Regions from separate parts of the Homo sapiens genome. Here all the other regions are linked to region 1. A link is an interaction called in ENCODE POLR2A ChIA-PET data of the cell type or tissue named here. Cell type or tissue: MCF 10A. All regions are shown on one strand. Links, peaks and the distances in the headings refer to the core of each region. The heading gives the core; the rest is flanking DNA. Region 1 holds the start of FRS2 (fibroblast growth factor receptor substrate 2). Region 2 overlaps FRS2 (fibroblast growth factor receptor substrate 2). Region 3 overlaps FRS2 (fibroblast growth factor receptor substrate 2).

The links. Peaks named below come from ENCODE experiments on the same cell type or tissue, not always from the same donor. Only the 100,000 strongest peaks of a DNase experiment are listed, where the experiment ranks them.
Region 2: POLR2A ChIA-PET joins it to region 1 with 11 read pairs; 14 of 35 experiments call an interaction of 5 or more read pairs at or near these places.
Region 3: POLR2A ChIA-PET joins it to region 1 with 21 read pairs; 10 of 35 experiments call an interaction of 5 or more read pairs at or near these places.

The regions. Positions count from the first base shown.
Region 1 is chr12:69,467,281-69,474,529 of GRCh38, reverse strand. It overlaps FRS2 (fibroblast growth factor receptor substrate 2), which reads right to left and starts at 4,142. Exons shown (of 9, transcript NM_001278356.2): 1 at 4,000-4,142. RefSeq lists enhancers at 3,749-3,798, 3,970-4,471, 7,142-7,249. In MCF 10A, for the core only: a CTCF peak has its summit at 3,547; DNase peaks (open chromatin) are centred at 3,559 and 4,169.
Region 2 is chr12:69,531,694-69,539,097 of GRCh38, reverse strand. FRS2 (fibroblast growth factor receptor substrate 2) reads right to left here. Exons shown (of 9, transcript NM_001278356.2): 3 at 7,042-7,084. Among named protein-coding and RNA genes, the nearest start is that of SNORA113, 20 kb to the right of the region's middle. In MCF 10A, for the core only: no CTCF peak of the experiment used is centred there; a DNase peak (open chromatin) is centred at 4,447.
Region 3 is chr12:69,550,358-69,557,761 of GRCh38, reverse strand. All of the region lies in intron 3 of FRS2 (fibroblast growth factor receptor substrate 2), which reads right to left. Among named protein-coding and RNA genes, the nearest start is that of MIR3913-2, 31 kb to the left of the region's middle. In MCF 10A, for the core only: no CTCF peak of the experiment used is centred there; a DNase peak (open chromatin) is centred at 3,721.

The DNA.
Region 1 (7,249 bases), core at 2,080-6,079:
GTGGACATACTATCAAATTCTTTACCCACTGCATAAAATAAATCACTTAGCATATTTCCTTCTGTTTTAAACAGATGCCATTTAAAACAGAAGTTTTTTTTTTCTTTCCCCTCTACATTCTCCCTTGGCACTTTCATCTTCTTACACAGATTCAACCAGTACACCTATTTGTATTATTCACTAAACCCATGTTTAATATATGCCTAGTCCTGACCTCTCCCCTTAACCACAAATCCACATTTCCAAAAGCCTTTGGACATTTCCAGCGTTTGGCAAGTATACAAAAAAGTCAACAAATCCAAAACTGATCTCATTACGTACCTCCTTGCCCGTATTTCTAGTAAGAGTACCACCGTCAACATCTCCGACACTTAAAAAGTGTAATCTTCAGCTGGGCGCAGTGGCTCACACCTGTAATCCCAGCACTTTGGGAGGCTGAGGCAGGCGGATCACGAGGTCAAGAGATCGAGACCATCCTGGTCAACATGGTGAAACCCCGTCTCTACTAAAAATACAAAAGTTAGCTGGGCGTGGTGGTGAGCACCTGTAGTCCCAGCTATTCGGGAAGATGAAGCAGGACAATCACTTGAACCCAGGAGGCGGAGGTTGCAGTGAGCCAAGATCACGCCACCGCACTCCAGCCTGGCAACAAAGCTAGACTCTGTCTCAAAAACAAAAGTGTAATCTTCACCTTCCATCTCCTCCAAACCTGCTCCAAAAACCCCTCCTCCTCGCCACCCACCTACGACATTGAGGTCCTGCAGAGCCTTCACTCTAATTCCATTACCACTGCCCTTGCCCAGTATTTATACTACATTGAAAGTCAGCTTTCCACATCAAATCATTCTGCACACTACTCTATTAGACCTTGGTAACTTCTCATTACCTCCCAAACGTCGAACTTTTTTTCCCCAAATGTCAAACTTCTAAAAGCAGCACTTAAACATGCTCCACAATCCTGCCCCCACTTAAAATTCAAACCTCATCTCTAATTCCCAAAAATGAACAGTATATTCCAGGTAATCTGGTCCACTAACTTTTCTCCAAGTACACAATGAACTTTCCCACCTCCACACTTCTGCTCACATCATTCTCTTTATTTGAAAGGCCTTCTTCACCCACCTACTCCCAATCCATAAATCTTTGTCTTAGAAAAGTCTTATTCTCTGTAACATTAAACTCAGGTTACCAGTTTATTGGGGAGCAACATGATGCAGTAGAAACACACAGGCTTTGGCACCAGACAGATTTGGATTCAAATTGGGGCTGTTACATGCTAGCCACATAGCCCAGGCAAGTAACTTAACATATTTGAGCCTCACTGTCCTCATTATTAAGGTACTTACATATTGCTGTGAAGCTAAGAAAATGCTGTAAACAGCAACTAGCATTAAGTCTGTTCAGTAAATGCTCAATAAACAGTAGCTTCTGAGCTATCTCCACAAATTTCCATTACTTAAGCTAAAAATGAACCCTTTCTTCTTTTGTATAATTTACTCCAAACTTTACCTCAAACCACCCATAAGTATTTACAAATGTTTATGTTGTAAATGTTTACACAAATCTTATATCCCCTTCTAGATTTCAAATTCCTAAAAACCAAAAGTTTAATCTTTATATCCTAAAATGCCTAGTATAGCGCTTTTCATGAAGCACTCAACACCCATCGCCAATGTTAAGTCCCAATTACAAAAAAAATTGTTAGTATGCCTAAAGAATACAACTCAACTCTTCATGATTTCAGAAATTATTACCAAAACATGAAACTCAACTGTTATGGCTATACCTTTATTTGCTCCTTACATAGTTACCTAACATAGCATAGCAAATAGCATGCTATGCATAACATAGCATAACATGCATAGCAAATGCTCAGTGTTTGTTGAATTGACTTGTATAATATAAAAATACAATCAGTATCTGATTTTCCCCAATCACCTTTCTCTGCTCTTAAAACTCTTGAAGTATTTCCCTTAAAAATACATTGTCATACCTGCAAATCTGTAACTACATCTAACTTAACTATTTTTCCAGATTCTCTCAATTCCAATATTCCAATCTTATGCTCTAAATAATTAAGTACTTCACATGTGGAAGAAGCTACAGTTTCTATCTAAATTTAAAAGTTGTGCAAATATGCTGGGGATGGTGGCTCACAACTGTAATCCCAGCACTTTGGAAGGCCGAGATGGGAGGATCACTTGAGCCCAGGAGTTCAAGACCAGCCTGGGCAACATAGTGAAACCTCGGCTCTACAAAAAAAAAAAAAAAAAAAATTAGCCAGGTGTGGTGGTTGGTGCCTATAGTCCTAGCCACTCAGGAGTCTGAGACAGAAGGACTGCTTGAGTCCAGGAGTTGGAGGCTGCAGTGAGCTATGATGGGGCCACTGTGCTGCAGCCTGGGCAGCAGAATGAGGCTGTCTCGAAAAGAAAGAAAAAAGAAAAGAAAGGAAGAGGAAAAAGAAAAGTTGTGCAGCTAATCTCTCCACAATTTTTTCCAAGGACTTTAAAAATCATCTACCCTTTGCCTGTTCAAAATCAACAACCTTGAAATAAATTTTCCTTTGCATAGGAAAAGCTCACTGAACTTGTCACTTCAGTCTATTTTTCCTGATTCATGATACCACCTCCCCTTTCAGGGGTGGGAGGAAAGAGAATGACATAAGTACCCAAAAAACTACAGAATAAACCCTAATCTACACACAAGATGAGAGTTGCAGATAGCGTCACTGGTTTCAAGAAGGTGATTTGTGAATACTTTACGCTGCAAAAACAGTGGCCATCTGCTAATAGCAATAATCTGCAGTAACTGCATTCCCTTATAAAAAGTTTTTAAATCACCATTTATTGTGGAAAACCCATATTTCCTACAAACCTTTCAGCAGTAAAGTTTACTACCTAAAATCTGTTCACTAAACCTACCTACATCACTTTCTCCCCTAGGAAATCCTCAGTTTATCCGAAGTAAACACTTCATGGAATAAGTTTAAACAAAACATCTCTGCCCACCTGTGTGAAACTCTGCATTGCAGCAACAATTTTAACAGTGTAAGGAATCTCTCAAGAAAATCCAAGAACAATTTTTCCTTAAGAAAAATGACAGTTCCAAATATGAAGGTAAACAAACTTTGGGAGAAAGGATATAACTGTCCAACTCTTTAAAATCAATTCGTACAGCCTCTGAATGAACTCATCATACAACTGTGACATCAGATAGCCAAAAGAATTAAGAGTGTAGATTAGAGAAAAGCATCTTTTTTTTTTTAGTATGTCTGCAAAAAAAGGCGGGGGAGGGGGTGTCTAAACTACTGATTTTCCTTAAGCAAGTTTTTTCTTTAAGTTTACTTCAACAACAGCTTCAGCAAGCTTTCAAGTGAGTAAAGATGATACAGAGCATGCTGGTGCCACAGCGACCTACGTATCCAGGACCGGTTCCGAGCCCAGTCCAAATCGATCCCGGACAACCCTGAAGCAAATCTGGATGAAAAGCCCTGCAAAAGATCCCTGGCATGTACAGGCAGCGCCCCACCCTGGAGGGAAAAGACGACACCCCTGGGACCCGGGTTAATTACTGACCCCAGGACAGACCCAGAGGAGGCGAAAAGTCGGGAACTGGAGCCCAAGATTGAGTCTGGTGTCCAGCTACTACCCCAGGCCGGACACAGAATACCAAACTAGGGAGCGGCGAGGTTTGGGGCAGCACACATGAGGGGGGTCGGACGGACGAACAGAGGCCCAGCCCATCCCCACTCTCGAGTCCCAACAGCAACAACAGCTCTGGGAACCCCCTCCCTGGCTCCGCCCCGCCCACCCCATGGACCCACAGCCAGCTCTTCCCGTCCCGCTGGCCCGGAGAAGTCCGCGGCGGTCGACAATCCCCTTCCCCGGACGCCGGCAGCCGAGCCCTCAGCCCGGATCCCGAAGCGGGCAGCGGGGGCACGAGAACGCCAGCTCCGACGCGGGCCCGCGGCCGTCCCAGTCCGTTTCCCTAGCCACTCACCGTCCGCCCAGGTGCTGAGAGGGAGCAGGGCGCGGGTCGGCGGGCGCGAACCCCCAGACTCCGACCCGCGCTGGAGCCCCTACTTGGAGCAGATCGAGTCTCAGCCGCTGTGCCTACAAGGCCTCTCTCCGGCCCGAATCTTGGAAAAGCACTTCCGGGGGAGCGGGGGAGGGAAGGGTTTTGGCACCGGAACTGCTCTCAGCCCGGAGCTGCCAGGGCCTCCAGGGCGGGGCGGGGCCTCTCTCGCCGGGCGCCCACAGATCAGCCTCTGGGCTCCTAACTAACCCTTTCCGCCCCGCGCCTCCTCGATTCCCCGGCTACTGCTGCACCCTTTGCTTTAACTGCTGTTTGAGTTGTTTTACTCCAGCCAGCTAATTTTACAAATAAGGAAACCGAGGCTCGGAGAATTAGGTGCAAGAATCCAGTGCCTACACCCGGCCTCCCGACTCCCTTCAGTGTACTCTACGCTCCAATCTGCCTCCTTTAAAAAATAATGATAATAGTTAACATTTATTGAACGCTTACTACGTGGTAGGCACTGTATTAAGTCCCTTCGGGTGCATTAACTTATTTAATCATCCCCAAACTCCTTGGGGTTGGTGCTATTATCTACGTCTTGCAGGGGAGAAAAACGGTCAAAGATACCAAACCCAATCTCACAAATGTTGGTTGATTTTAATTCACGTGTGTATAAATCTCATCTACCTATACCAAGATTTTGAAATTATTTAAAAACAGGGCTCAAACTATATTCCTATATTCTGTCATCACTGGTGACTTCAACAGAGGCGAGAGCTGGGGTTGGGGGGTTGGGGGGGTTGGGGTGGGGATCTGGAATCTTTTTGCTTGTCTCCTTTTATTTACTTTTATTTTTTCACCCTGGCAAGTTATAAAATCATCTCTGCATTGTAGGAATCCAAAATGATAATGCATGATAAACATTTCAGAATGTCTGGCATTGGATAAAAGTTAACGATTCTTATACCTCATCAGCAATAGGCAATAGAAAAGATTAGTTAAGGAAATAAGAAAGAGTAGGGGTTGGCCGGGCGCGGTGGCTCACGCCTGTAATCCCAGCACTTTGGGAGGCCGAGGCGGGTGGATCATGAGGTCAGGAGATCGAGACCATCCTGGCTAACAAGGTGAAACCCCGTCTCTACTAAAAATACAAAAAATTAGCCGGGCGCGGTGGCGGGCGCCTGTAGTCCCAGCTACTCGGGAGGCTGAGGCAGGAGAATGGCGTGAACCCGGGAAGCGGAGCTTGCAGTGAGCCGAGATTGCGCCACTGCAGTCCGCAGTCCGGCCTGGGCGACAGAGCGAGACTCCGTCTCAAAAAAAAAAAAAAAAAAAAAAAGAAAGAGTAGGGGTTTTTACAACTGGAAAAATACAGGTGCTTGTGAAGCTCCATGCAGTGATAATATGAGGACCCACAGAGTTACATACCAGACAGGGAAAAGGGATGGAAAGGAGGAGGGCGTGGGATTCCTCAGCCACAAAATCAGAAAGGCACCAGATATCTGAGGCAGATTCTGTATCTGGGATGCAGGGAAAGAAAAAAAAGCCTCTTAGCAATGCATACTATCTGCAAAACAAATGTACTAACATCTCTTGAAACTGGGGGGGGGGGGGGTGGCGGGGAAGATTTTTAAATGTTTCTACTATGAAAGGCAGGGGAAAGGAAAAAAGTTGAAAACCCATTATTACAAATTTAAGATGCAAACAATGCCACTGCTCTTGGCTTTATTTACAGGGCTTTCTTACTTTATTTTTGTGATCGCAGAAGTGTTGGCAAATACTTCCGTAATACTCAAATTCAAGCAGCCTTTTGTGCCTCAGAGTGTGAAGAAGTAAAAAACAGCGTGGGTTGGCAGGACTCACCGACATCTCTTTTTACTCAAGGCCTAAAGGGATAGTGAGAGGAATCCTGAATCACAGATATTATCAGGCTCTGTGTGGGATGCAGAGGTGCTAGAGGTTAGTCATTTAATCTGGTCATCTAACTGGTAAATGGAGCCGCCTGGGTTTGAATTTGCAGACCATATTCTCAGATGCTTTTCACCACTATCCCAGTGGTTCTCAAATTTGAGAGTGCATCAGAACCACCTAAAGGGCTTGTTAAAACAGATTGCTGGGCCCCACCCCTAGAAGTCCCTGGACTAAGCCTCTCAACATCATCTGTGAACTTGTTACAGATGCACATTACTGGGTCCCGCCCCAGATCTTATGAATCAGAAGCTCTGGGGTGGGACCCAGCAATCTGTGTTTTAACAGGCCCTCCAGGAGATTCTGATATACTGTCAAGTTTAAGAACCACTGCATAAGATATTAAGAACTAATATCTTGTCTTCCACATATTCCTCTTTTTTTCTAATTTTTTCCAACAGGGATAACTCTTACCGGAGCAAAAGTTCTTGCCGTTGAATTAAATGACCTATTGAAGGATTTTTATTCATGTTTTGCTCTCAGTGAAAGAAGATGAGGCTAGAAAAAAAATTACTATAATGGAGGATTCATTTTGATTACTTTAAATTTGTACTGAAATGTAACCAGATAATACTGGGTTGGGGGTGGAACTAATATTATTTGGGAATTACTCTATGCCAAGGCTTTACACGCGTTTTCTAAATTAATCTTCACTACATTGCTATGAGGTTTTATGGTCTTAATTTTAGAGATGAGGATAACTGAGACTTAGGTGAAGTAATTGACTTAAGGCCACATTCTTGTTAAGGGGCAGAATCAGGATTGTGCAAAGATCCCTCTAATTCCAAAACTCATGTTCTTTCCACTTCGTGGCTGGAGCCTGGAGAACCAAATTCCACTGTGGGCTCCACTGCCCCAGCTATGCAACATTGATTAAGCGATTTAATCTCTATTTCGATTTCTCCATCTATAAATAATGTTATCATAAATCTGCCCCACCCACACTGGAATGTCAGAACAAATGAGGAAATGAAAGTGTAAGCACTTTCAGCTTTTTAAAGAAAAACAGTAAAAAGGCAAGTTATTAAGGCATTGTATGTTTAGGCAAGTGTTGCTGTGTGATTCTGGACGGTGAAGTCTTTCCCAATTATCTCCTGATTCATAAAGAAGAGTGCCAAAGAAAAAGTTGTTTGACTTCATTTACCAGTGTCTCCTGGAGGTAGAAGATGACAGAGGATTGTATGCATCTCTTGCAAAAATTACAAGCAATCTCTCACCAGGCTCATTCGGCTCCAGGTTGTTGCCAAATTGCTGGCCCATCCTCATC
Region 2 (7,404 bases), core at 2,232-6,231, 64 kb before region 1:
GTCTCAAAACAAAACAAAACAAAAACCTTGAAATCCAAAACACATCTGATCCCAAGCATTTAGGATAAGGATAAGGATAAGGATAATCAACTTGTATTAGAAACCAAGATTTGGGTTCTTGGTGTGCTCTTGCTACCGGGGTGTCATGGCATCTAGGAGGGCCTCTGTGTAACTAAATGTTATGTTATTTTGTGGAGAATTTGCATAACAAAATATAGAAATAAACTCATGGAGAATAGACTACGACTATGAAGTTGAAAGATTAATATAATTATAGATAGGGTATTATCACTTTTTATGAATGTGTTTTGAAAATAATGCATCTGAATAATATAAGGGAACCTAAATTTTTAAAAATATAAACTTAACACATGCCATTTTTGTTGCAAAGAGAAAAAGGTGACAAATGTATAATGTGAGGAATAAAAGAGGAAGTCCAATAGAATCCATCTTAATTCAAATGGACATGAAGTTAGTTGGATAAGGCAGGAAATTAAAACACACATACCACCCCCACACACACTCCTTACCTTAAACATTTTATTTTAGCTTAAACATATAAAAAGGCATGAATCATTTTATTTTAGCTTAAACATATAAAAAGGCATGAATCATTTTATTTTAGCTTAAACATATAAAAAGGCATGAATTTACCAAACTTAAGGCCAGGGCCTTTTTTTGTTAATGGGAGACCGCCGATTAGCATTCTGTATTATGTTTCTCATACAAACCTTACGTAAGTTGTATGTTATTTGAAATGGATCAAGGAATTCTATTTCTAGCAACATGGTAGGTTAGATGTCCAGACTGGCTCTACTGCTGGAATCTGCAATGCTTTATATATATATGTATATATATATATAATCTGCAATGCTATATATATATATATATATATATATAAAATTTGTTTTTTTAATTTTATTATTAAACATTTTCCTATTTTGGCACAAATGTAAAAAGCTACGAAAGGTGGCTCTTGACTTTAAGGTAATTTCATAATGCTGCTTAGAAAACTGCAGACTGCGGGAGACAGACTATATAGATCAAGACTGCCTTCCATACAGTTGCAAATCCCAAAATCCACAAAGTACAAATGAATGAGCAGTAAACCTACCTTGCAGAAGATGACAGCAAGTAAACTTGCCTGCTTGATCTTGATGATGGTAGAAAGAAGAAAATCTCCTGCAAGAATTTATAACTATAAGCCAGCTCTTAAATGAGTTTGTGGAGACGAAAAAGGATGAAAAGGCATAAGTAACATGAAAAATAGACTATATGTCTAATTAGAGTTATAGAAGGAGAAAATAAGAGGCATTATTCAAAGAGATAATGGTTAAGAATTTTCCACAATTATTCAAAGACATTATTATTATCCTCAGATCCAGGAAGCCCAAAGAATCCCAAGTGGGATTACAAAAAATAAAATGATGGAATGAAAAAAATAACGCCCTCAATACATTATACAAAACTGCAAAACACTAAATGGGAAGGAAAAAAAAAGGCTTAACACAGCCAAATAAAAGGGTTATTACTTACAAAGGAAGGGCAATTAAGACTTTTCAACAGCAATACTAGCAGTCAAAGTACTGGAATAATGTCTTCAATATCATGAGAAAACAGAATTCTACACACAGAGAAACTACCTTTCAAGAATGAAGATGAAATAAAGACATCTTTAAACAAAGAAAAAAGTGTCTGTTTCACCAAAGGATCTTCACTAAAGGAAATTCTAAAGAACGTACCTCAGGTAAAAAAAAAAATTATCATAGAAGAAAGGTCTCAGATCCAAAAAGGAACAATAAGCCAAGAAAACAGTAATTAGGTAAATAAATTTAAACAAAGGTTTACTACCTAAAACAGTAATTTGTCTAAAATTCTGTATGTGTGCATAAGAAGAATATGCCAAAACTAAGATAACAGACAACACTGTTACAGGTTGGGAGGAGGACAACCAGAGCATGCTAAGTTACTACATTATTCAGGAATAGGTTAAAGATACTGATTAATTGGACTTTCCTAAGAAAAGCATGTTAAAATAGCCAGAGCAACCACTAAAAGAATAAATAATATATTAATTATAAACAAGTATACATGCATGCAAGGTATGGAGAGGAGATGGAATGAGACAAATATATATGTCCAACTCAACACAAAAGACTGGCAAGAATGAGAGGAAGAATTGGATAAATAGAAAAACCACAGAAGGGGACAGAAATACACGTAAATCAGAGCTGGGCACGGTGGCTTACATCTGTAATTCCAACACTTTGGGAGGCTGAGGCAGTAGGAACACTTGAGTCCAGGAATTCAAGACCAACTTAAGCAACATAGTGGGATAACATCTCTAAAAAATTAAAAAATCAGCCCAGCACAGTAGCGCATGCCTGTGGTCCCAGCTACTTGAGAGGCTGAGGTGGGAGGATCGTTGAGTCCAGCAGATCGAGGCTAAAGGATCGTGCCACTGCACTCCAGCCTGGGCAACAGAGTGAGATCTTGTCTCAAAAAAGAAAAAAAAAAATTAAAAAAAAAAAAACTAAATCTATCGGTAACACAATTGACTAAAGTTCTCCAGTTAAAAAATAAAGATTGTCATTCAGAACAAAAATAAAACTCAACCTTATTCTATTTACAAAACTCCAATCAAAATACATGAAAAACTAAAGAATGAAAATACTGGCCGGGTGCGGGGACTCACGCCTGTAATCCCAGCACTTTGGGAGGCTGAGGCGGGCGATCACCTGAGGTCAGGAATTCGAGACTGGCCTGGCCAAAATGGGAAACCCCATCTCTACTTAAAAAACAGAAATTAGCCAGGCATGGTGGTGCACACACGTAATCCCAGCTACTCAGAAGGTTGAGGCACGAGAATTCCTTGAACCCAGGAGATGGAGGTTGCAGTGAGCTGAGATCATGCCACTACACTCCAGCCTGGGTAACAGAGTAAGACTTCGTCTCCAAAAAAAAAAAAAAAAAAAAAAAAAAAAAAAAAAAAAAAAGAATGAAAATACTACAGTAACCAAAAGAAAACTATACTAGCTATATTAATCCAAGAAAACAGCAATAACAACAATTAAAAAAAAACTGTAAGGCTAAAAGTGTGTTCAGATAGAGGGCCCTTTCATAATGATAAAAATTCAATTCAACAAACAGATAAAACAATTCTAATTCTAAATTGTTTAATTATTTTGGCTTATTATTAATGTACTTAATAGCATACATTCAAAATAAATAAAGCAAAAATTAACACATCTATAAGGAGAAACTGACAAACCCATAGCCATGGTGAGAGACATTAATTACCATGTCTTTCTTACTAGAGAAACTCATAAATCAGTCCCCAAATAAAACTAAACCCGAATCCAAAACAAAACCAAGACAGAGAAGATATGAAGAGAACAATTAACAAGTTCTTAGACATAAATATAACACTGTACTTAATAACCGAAAAAGCTGCATTCTTTCTAAATACACATGGAACATTTATAAAAATTAGCCATATTCTAGGTGGGAGGATTGCTTGAGCCCAAGAGGTCAAATTATTTGAATCCTTTCATTTCCCTCCATATTTTATAAATTAATCACTTAACAGCAATCATTTCAAAGCAAAGAGACTATCTGATTATGAAAAATAATATGATGCTCATGTAATACAGGGCTGCCACTGTTCAAGCTACTTCACATCTTAAATACATCACATTTACGCCCTCATTTAAGATCAACACATCACTGTAGGGATTAACAAAAAAGGATAAAAAACAAAAATAACACATTTCATTTAAGTATCTACATCAACGCCTGTATCTAGATCTCATTTCAAGTATTAGTAATGGTGCCCACAGTAAAATCTTAACAGCATCTCAGGTAAATGGGATGTTAGTTTGACCATTCTCACTGTCCTTGAATCATTATTTTTACCAAATTGGCTACTTATTTGTCAGATACGCCCAGAACCTATCTTTGGATGCCTTGAGGAAAAAACACTCAGTTTTTTAAAAAGAAGAAATGGAACAAGTAGACAACACATTTTTAGGAATTTCCAAATCATTCTGAAATTACAGTGCCAAAGAAATACACAATTACAAGGAACACATCATTTACTTGGGACTATTAATACTGTATATATGACTGAAAAGGATCAACTGGAAAGATGACATTTATTCCAAGATAAATAATTTAAAAAACAATAAAAATATGTATCTATCAAGCAAAATAAATTCATTGCCATTTCATCTACCATCAAAGCACCGTCCCCAACTTTAACCCCAAACACACACATACATACAAGGCAGACCTTTTTCATCTAAACTGTAAGCCTGTGGCTTACATGAAAACAAAATGCTTTTAACCACACACAAGCTCCAGCGCTCAGACTTGTAGTTTCTACATGCTGCCCACACAGCACTTTGTGAGCATGTGATTAGGAGGAATGATGCATAATCACACCACATTCCTTCCCTCAGCTCACACATCGAGAACTTGCCCTCTCAGCTGCATTCTTCTCCAAACAGCCATGGTCACCTTAGCAACCCTGTACTCCTAATATGGACAGCTGGTCCATTTAAAGTCAGTACTTCTTGGCAGGGAAAATGCTTGTTCTTCAAATTGGGGGAGAGAGGAGAGGTTTTCCTTTCAGTACACATTACAGGGGTTGATTTAACTTGATCAGCACTTTTGTTACGTGGCAGCAATTTGTGTTGAGTTTCAACCTATTCTGAATTTTGTTTTTTTGTTTTTTAATCTAAAAGCACGTAGCTGAAAAAATAAAATCAAGCCAGCTAATAAGGAACTCTAAGAGTGGAACATGAAACAAAAAGGTACCTAAAATAACTGTTCTTTTATAAACTATAAAACAATCCACATTTTTGTGTATTACGTTCAACCTCAGTTAAAATGAACTGTAACACCTGAAGCCCTAATACACAATAAGACATCAGGGTCAGAAGACCCACGTCTTTTTAATGTCATAGTGTATTTTTGAACAACAAAAAGACTGCTAAACTTCAAAGACCCATAACTCCAAGTAGACTATCAATCTGCATTTCCATATTCCACCACCTACATGTGAAATCTCTCTCAGTCTTTCCACAGGCTTAAATGTAAGCTAGGTGTAAGCCAAGTGGTTACTATTACATATCTGAAGACCCTTCAGACCTAAAATGACCTAGAATAGCACTGGATTCCTCAAAAACAATCTAAATCTCTGCCTCTAACAATAAAGCAGTGTCTGAACCAAATTAAGCCTTTTGGGACGGAAGATACTGGTTTATAATCCAGTATACCTGATTTTCACACTACAAACAAATAATTTGGCGGGGAGGGGATTACTATATTCTGAAAAACACAAGATCAAATTGCTCATTTCATCACCCCGATGAAATTCTAATTTCCCACCCATCAAAACTAGACACATAACCTTTAAGTAAACAGGCATGCTCAAAACTAGAAATATGGCCAGGCGTGGTGGCTCACACCTGTAATCCCAACACTTTGGGAGGCCAAGGCAGGCGGATCACCTGAGGTCGGGAGTTCGAGACCAGCCTGACCAACATGGAGAAACCCCGTCTCTACTAAAAATACAAAACTAGCCAGGCACAGTGGTGCGTGCCGGTAATCCCAGCTACTCAGGAGGCTGAGGCAGGAAAATCACTTGAACCCAGGAGGCGGAGGCTGTGGTGAGCCAAGATCGCGCCATTGCACTCCAGCCTGGGCAACAAGAGCAAAACACCATCTCAAAAAAAAAAAACCTAGACAACTTAAATTTATGGCATTCATTCTAAATTGGAAATACTTCTGAAATACTTTTCTATATAACAGAGGTGGACCTTCCACATTAATAAATGTTCCTTTGACTATGGCCTACAGTATTCACTGCTTATATTTTTGTCTGTATATGTGTGTTTTTTAAACTTCTCAGGCTATGAGGTTCTTCCTGGTTAGAAACAACTTCTTTCAAGTTAAGACTATCCTAGTTGTTATACCTTTTATATACAGGAAAGTATCAGCTGATAGGGTGGCAGTATAAGATTAGTAAAAGAACCTAAAGCCAATCCTACTACTGGTTTCCTCATTTGTAAAATGAGAATACTATCTATTCTATTTATGCAGTGTGGTAACACATCAAAGTAAGAATAAGAAAATTACTATGCCATACAAAAGACTCAAAATTAAAGAAACTGGAGAAAGGAACTATGTTACCTGATGTATAATTCTCTTAGTTTTTAAAAAGGATGGCGGGATTATTCAACAATGAATAGAATAACAAGTCAATATCAACTTCAGTACTTTCTGGTCTTCCCACCAAAGATCTTATAAATACTTAAGTGCTGATATATAAATTAATACTTATTTTAAAAAGCCCTAATCTTGGCTTCACTTTCAGCAGATGTGTGAATTCCCTTCCTGCTATAGTTTGAATGTGTCCCTTCTAAAATTCAGATGCTGAAATTTAATGGCCAATGTGATAGTATTAAGAGACGGGACCTTTAGGAGGTGACTAGGTAATGTGGGCTCCTTCCTCATGACCTAATTAAGGCGTTTATAAAAGAAGCTTTGCTCAGCATTAGTTTTGCTTGCCCTCCACCTTCTGCCATGCAAGGACACAGCATTCCTCCCCTCTGGAGGATGCAACCCTTACCAGACAAACAAACAAATCTACCAGCCCCTAAGAGAGCTCCTATGAACCCTCTACTCCTCCAAGTCACGTAGGCAATGTCCACTGAGTAAAAGATAAATGAGCCCCAATGGAAGAACTTTTTTCCTAAAAAGGATAAACCCACTCAATAAGCTCTGACCATGAGAAGCAGTATTTGAATTTTAAAGGTGACTACTTTTATCATTCCCTTTTATCCTAAATTCAAACAAGATGATCTGTGTCTTGCTAGCAAATTCTGACATAGTAAAACAGTGGCTAATAAATTAGTGAGAATCCCATAATAAAGAAAAGATATTAAATAAATACATGGAAACAAATTTTTAAAAATCAGGAGCAATTAAGCCTTACTCAACAATATTAGTTTTATTACTATATTTACAATTTCTTACCTTGTGGAATTCTCTTCTGAGAAAAACAGATACAATTTTGTTCCTAAAAAAATTTCAGGTAGAAAGTGGAAATGTTAGTTTCAAGACAGTCTACTAAAAATGAAAAATTACAAAATGCTAACAGAGTACATTCAGAATATTACGCTATGACATTTGATATTACGAAAGCTTGAGAGACAGTTGGTCTCTAATAACAAAAGTATGTGTTATAAAAAACCAAAATGTATTACTTTTATTACAAAAATACTTATTCTATTCTCTAAATATCAAGTCATTTTGCTAGGTACCTGATGATATGTGGCAATTTTTATATTCTAAAACAGCTGTTAAGTCAAATAGATTTTATACTCTTTCTAAGACTTG
Region 3 (7,404 bases), core at 1,574-5,573, 84 kb before region 1:
AAATTGGAGCGCCCATAATGTCTGCCCTAAGATATGTGCAAATCCAGCAGATGAGTCACTCTGTCTTAGCTAATTCAATAAGGTCATTAGTACCAAGGGCAACAATCCTAGCGTGCATGCACCTGCGCGCGCGCGCGCGCGCACACACACACACACACACACACACAATCAACCTTCAGAACTCTCAAAGAAACTCTTAGTTTAGTATAAAAACATATACAGGGAAATCAAATACCATCCTCTAGCAACACCAAAAGGATGAACATTCTATATGAGCAATCACACAGCTCTCTCCACTAAAAATTCACAGATCGCACCACAGAAAGCAAAGGTGTGTGCTTTTAAGGTAGCAGTAAGAAAGTAGAGGTACTCTCTAGAAAACGATTATCATTAACTCTGAAAATCTGAATGAATAGATTTGATCTCATAGAGTCAGTGCATTCAGTTTTCTGTAAACATTGTAGATCAAAATTCCATGTTTTTATTCTTTAGCTCAGTGATAATTTCTATGTATTAATCTTACAACTGTGTCAAATTAATAAAGGGTCACTTAACCTTCATAATAAACCTCTAGTTTAGAAATTTACTAATAAACACTAATCCCTTAGCAGGGACAGAACTCTAGCATAATAAATACTTAACTTATGAAAAACACATATATAAAATCTTTAACCCAATACCCATTTACTAAAAAATACTGTGAAATTCAAAGGAATTGTTATTTCCCAAATAAATGCCAAGTTGTTCTTAATGTAATCACTGAGTAACTTAAAATCAATTCAGTTTTTTCTATTACACTCATGTTTATAGACAATGAAGTTTTTACTAAACTGAGCAACTGTAGGAGGTAAAACCACAGTACGAATTTTATAATATTTTCCTTAATATGGTATACCTAATAGTTCTTAAAAAGCATTTGGCTTCATGGCTTTATTTTTTAAAACAACAAAATTTAAATCCAAGTCACTCTAATTTCAAGATTCATGTTAAATACACGAACTAATATTATTCAAACCATAAACATCAATAAAACACTAAAAGACACGTAAGAAAATCCCTAGGCATCTTCACTTTTTATATATGATACTTTAACCTAGAACTAAATAAACATTAATGTTGGATAACAGAAAAGTAAGCAAAAGCTGGTCACGATGGCTCACGCCTGTAATCCCAGCACTTTGGCCAAGGCAGGCAGATCACTTGAGGTCAGAAGTTCAAGACCAGTTTGGCCAACACAATGAAACCCCGTCTCTATACAAAAATTAGCCGGGTGCGATGGTACATGCCTGTAGTCCCAGCTACTCAGGGGACTGAGACATGTGAATCGCTTGACCCTGGGAGGTGGAGGCTGCAGTGAGCTGAGATCTCGCCATTGCACTCCAGGCTTGGTAACAGAGTGAGACTTAAAAAAAAAAAGAAAGAAAGAAAGAAAGAAAAGTAAATTAAAAGATATTTTTCAAAACTGAATATAGAAATGTATAAGCACAATTTACTATAAATCTGTATTTCCAAACTCAGTTGGATATGATGTTACTAGACTAATATTAAAAGTCTAAATATGGGCCAGGTGTGCTGGCTTACGCCTGTAATCCCAGTACTTTGGAAGACTGAGGCAGGAGGATTGCTTGAGGCCAGGACTTTGAGACCAGCCTGTGCAACATAGCAGGACATCATCTCTAATTTTTTTTTAAAGTCTAATATTGACTATGTGCACATGAAATGTGTATACCATGTGTACACCGCCCCCCCCCCCGCCACACACACACTGATCAAAAGAAGCTATGCCAAATGCCAAGCAACTATAACCCCCAAAACAAACTGTTTCACAAATAGCTCATTTAAATGTTTCTGCATTTAAATCAACCTAAAATATTGTTAAATATATTCTCAAAGAAAACTAAATTTGCCTATTTATTCTCTACTTCTAGAGCAGTGCACTCAAAATAACTGTTACAATCTAACACACCCGATTCAAGTATCCCACTAATAAAAATGTTTGTTCTGTATAGTCATCCCTTGGTGTATCTGGGTATTGGTTCCAGTGCCTCTGTATGGACCAAAACACGTGCACACTCAAGTGCCACAGTCATCCCTGTGGAATCTGTGTGTATGAAAAGTCAGCCCTTTGTATATGGAAATTTCGCATCCCACAAATACTTTCTGGTTGACAAAATCCATCTATAAGTGGATCCATACGGTTCAAACCCTGTGTTGTTAAAGGGTCAATTGTATATACGTTTTGTAACATTCCCCCTCATGAAATGCCAACAACAAAAAGTTTACCAGAAAAGTTTGCATCCGAGCACATCTATCCCTGTGATTAACTTTTATAGAGCTCTTAAAATAAGTATTGTTCAAAAGCTATTTAATGACAAAGACAAAATGTTCATGATATAAAATTAAGTATAAGAAAAAAGGGCTGGGCACAGTGGCTCATGCCTGTAATCCAGCACTTTGGGAGGCTGAGGCGGGCAGATCACCTAAGGTTAGGAGTTTGAGACCAGCCTGGCCAACATGATGAAACCCCCATCTCTACTAAAAATACAAAAATTAGCCAGGCATGGTGGCACATGCCTGTAATCCCAGCTACTCGGGAGGCTGAGTCAGGAGAATTGTTTGAGCCTGGGAGGCAGAAGTTGCAGTGAGCTGAGATTGCGCCACTGCACTCCAGCCTGGGTGACAGTGAGACTCCGTCTCAAAAAAAAGAAAAACGAAAAAAGGTAAAAAAAAATATTATTAAAAAAAATAAAGCTGGGCTGAGCACGTGGTTCACACCTACAATCCCAGCACTTTAGGAGGCCAAGTAGGGAGGACTGCTTGAGCCCAGGAATTCAAGATCAGCCTGGGCAACTTAGTGAGATCCTGTCTCTACAAAAAAAAAAAAAAAAAGTTAGCTGGGCGTGGTGGCGAATGCCTGTAATCCCAGCTACTGGGGAGGCTGAGGTGAGAGGATCGCTTGAGCCCAGGAGGCCAACAGTGCAGTGAGCTGTGATCATGCCACTGCACTCTAGCCTGGGCAACAGTGTAAGACACTGTCTCAAAACAACAACAAACCACTAAATGCAATATGTATCCCTAGGTTGGATCCTGGAACAGAAAAAGAACATTAGAAAAACAGAAGAAATGTAAATAGTCTGTAGTTTAGTTAATAGTATTGTACTAGTATTAATTTCTTAGTTTTGACAAATATGTCACGGTTATGTAAGATGTTAACATTAGGGGAAGCTAGGTGAAGGGTATATGGGAATCTCTGTACTATCTTTGCAACTTAACATTCTAAAATTATTCTACAAAATTTTATTTTAAAAGTTGCTCTTCACACCCAGTAGCAAACTTGAGAGGATTTGCATTTTTACAAAATAATGTTTTACACCTATTTTTCTCTCCCCTACCTCCACATAAAATACATAAACCCACAAAAAGAGACTAGATGAACACACCCTAAAATGTTAACACTGATTAATTTGGTGGTAGAATGAAAAGGATTTTTTCTTTTTATGTTTTCTAGTGTTTGAATAGCTTTTATAATCAATGAATTATTAACTAAAGAAAATACAAATCAATACTTACTGAAGGGTTCTTTAGAAACAAAAGCTGTAAGTGTCTAAGCAGAGCCCAAAAGCAGACTACATACAAAACACGTTTGGGCAGACTGTGAAGAACACAGTGGCCAAGGGAAACTGCCAGGAGCATTTAAGTAGGGAAACTCTAATGAGTAAATGCTGGAAACCTGCCAACAAGCAGAACTTAACATCTACTCTCAGGTTAAAGTGCCTGAGGCCAACAAGCTATGCTCAAAATTCACATCTTAGGGGAATGAATGTCTTGAAAAGCCCCCAATACTATGAATTCATGGAGACACACAGCCTGGGTTTACTTCAAACATAAATAATGCAGCTGGACACCTGGTATGCAACTGCCCACTGAGAACTCCTAGAGACAGTCTTCAGTACCACAATATGTTCCCAAAGTTTTTCTTCCCTACTTCTTTCCTAACACCTCCCTACCACCTACGCCCATTCCTTAGCCCTAAGGCCTAAAAATGGCACCCTGGTGCCATCTAGCAACATGGGTAGAATTATCTAGGTCTAGAGACCACTGGAATTACAGAATCAAATCCTATTTCAGATGTGTAACAGATGCCTCCCAAAAGTTGTTTTTTTTTTTCCTGATACTTTCAAGGAAAAATACGTTCTAGTAATTCCATTAAGCCATAAGAAGGGAAAATTTAATCAACAATATTCTCCAATCAAAATTTAAAGGTACAATCATATTGTCCCTTAAAGAAAGTGCTAGTGGAATCAGATTACATTTTGATAAGAAATTTCTTCTAAGCTGTAATCAGCGTAACTGACATAGGTTGCAAGCTCCTCCTAAAATAGCTCCAAGTGGGCCAGGCGCAGTGGCTCATGCCTGTAATCCCAGCACTTTGGGAGGCTGAGGCAGGCGGATCATGAGGTGAGCAGTTCGAGACCATCCTGGCTAACACAGTGAAACCCCGTCTCTACTAAAAATACAAAAAATTAGCCGGGCGTGGAGGTGGGCGCCTGTAATCCCAACTACTCGGGAGGCTGAGGCAGGAGAATCTTGTGTACCTGGGAGGCGGAGGTTGCAGTGAGCCGAGATTGTGCCACTGCACTCCAGCCTGGGCAACAGAGTGAGACTGAGACTCCGTCTAAAAACAAAAACAAAAACAAAAACAAAAATAGCTCTAAGTGGCCTGTTCTGAGTTTTGTGTTATTTTTAAAAAATAATTTTTAATTATTTGTTTATGGGTCACTCATTCTCAGCACAAAGTACAGTAAGTCCTAGAACCACCACTTAATAAACATTTATATGCATTCCTTTTTAGTTTACTTTTTTTTTTTTTGAGATGGAGTCTCGCTCTGTCACCCAGGCTGGAGCGCAACAGTGCGATCTTGGCTCACTGCAACCTCTGCCCCCTGGGTTCAAGCAATTCTCCTGCCTCAGCCTCTCAAGTAGCTGGAATTACAGGCATGCGCCACCACGCCCAGCTAAGTTTTGTATTTTTAGTAGAGACAGGGTTGCACTATGTTGTCCAGGCTGGTCTTGAACTCCTGACCTCAGATCTGCCCACCTCAGCCTCCCATAGTTTACTCTTTTGAATCCCTGTGGACTCTGTAATAAGATACCTAGGATTAACTTAATGAACTACAAAATAAGACACTACACTCAGAGGCAAAGGGATCTTGTAAGTTTAAGTACCTGGCCTTTACTTCATGAGTTCTGTAACAGTGATTTTAAGCATCAGAAGCCTTTGTTTCTTACTTTCCAGTTCTTGGTTGTGTTTAAGAAAGTAGAGGCTACCTACCAAAAAAGTGATCCTCAGGTATGGTGGTCACTGTACTGTTATTGTTGTTATTTTGAATATTAATAGACATATATCCTGTTTTTAATCAAAGCTGAGACATGATTTTTTTTTTTTTTTTTTTTTTTTTGAGACGGAGTTTCGCTCTTGTTGCCCAGGCTGGAATGCAATGGCATGATCTTGGCTCACTGCAACCTCCGCCTCCCAGGTTCAAGCAATTCTCCTGCCTCAGCCTCCCGAGTAGCTGGGATTACAGGCATGCACCACCATGCCCGGATAATTTTGTATTTTTAGTAGAGACGGGGTTTCTCCATGTTGAGGCTGGTCTCGAACTCCTGACATCAGGTGATCTGCCCGCCTTGGCCTCCTAAAGTGCTGGGATTACAGGCATGAGCCACCGTGCCCGGCCAGAGATGACTGATTTTAAGACTGATATTTTATATACCACTGAGAAAGAAAAAAAGTCAATTTAACTGTAATATGCCACTAATTGTAAGACACACCCAAATTTTAGTGAATAAAATTGGAAAATGTTTCTTAGGATCCATAAAACATGCCATACAGTCAATGAAAGAACTATCAACACATTACAAATAACAGAAATGAAAAGTTGTTTGGACCATCTTTTCTTTACTCCTTCCCAGATGTTGAAGATAGTTACTATCAAGTGGTAGGATTCCAGAGCATCCACGACTGATGTGATGTTCTTTTGAGCCCTTCTTAAATACTGATCTAAAAAACAATCTCATAATGCAGACTGCTGGGAACTATTTTCCCCATTTTTCAATAGGGAAATGAAGGTGAAGAAATCAATCAAAATTTTACTAGAAGCCAAATTTAGAATGTTCAGTTTTCCTCTCTACCACATTAACAAAGCCAATATGCATCCTTCCTCTAAAGGTTTCATGGTCTGCTTTCCTTCATATTTATCTGGATCTTAATTTAAACATATATCAATCTTCCATGGTGAAGGTAATTCTGAAGAGCCACATTCATAACTACACTTGAGCTCATCCCTCTGAAAACAACTTACAATAACATATAATTACTGGTAGTTGGGTTTGTTTGTTTGTTTGTTTTGAGACAGGGTCTCGCTCCATTGCCCAGGCTGCAGTGTAGTGGGGCGATCAAAGCTCACTGCAGCCTTAACCTCTTGGGCTCAAGTGATCCTCCCGAATCAGCCTCCCAAAGTAGTTAGGACTACAGGCGTATACCACCACACCCAGCTAATTTTTTAAATGTTTTGTAGAGACAAGGTCTCACAATGTTGCCCAAGGGGTCTAGAACTCCCGGCCTCAGGCAATACTCCTGCCTCGGCCTCCCAAAGTGCTGGGATTTGAAAGCAACTTTGAGAATATTTCTTTCTTCCTTTCTTTTTTCTTTTTTTTAAAGACACATGTGAAGAGAACAAATCTCAACAAAAAACAGCTGAAATTTCTAAGAAGATGTTTTATTCCGTCATACTCTCAAAATGTTTCTTCACCAATACTGGCTGAAAAGCTGTGTACTTTAAATAATCTTTTTAAAAAGACTTAGAATTATCTTTGAAAGGTCTTTGAACTTAATTCAACAGCTACAAAGAATATTGGTTTCCTATAATTATGTACATAAAATACTCATGTTGAAGCCTTAAAGTTTTAAATTTTCCACATGTAAATTACAAAACTGTATTCCCAGAAATGATTCATCCTTCTAAATAGAAAGTGCAGTATGGCTCAGGTGAGGTTTTAATCCTCATGTAATTGACAAATGGCATACAATATCTCTGCTATCTAAATGTACTTTAAACACTACATTAGAATTTAAAATGAAAGGCTTTGGTGGTATTGTATGTTTTGAGACAGGTCTTGCTCCACCGCCCAGGCTGGTATTATTGGAGATAATGTCTTCTGGAGAAATTTAGAATGCTAAAAACAAAGCCTTTCATTTTAGACTTAGTTAAAATATGTAAGACACTAGAGAGATCTGAGTTCTTACTTAACTTCTCTGAATCTGTATTTCCTCACAGGTTGAGTTAAAAATATTTCCTACCAACACTCCCTACACTTCATATGGTTTTTGCAGGTTTGGAAGTG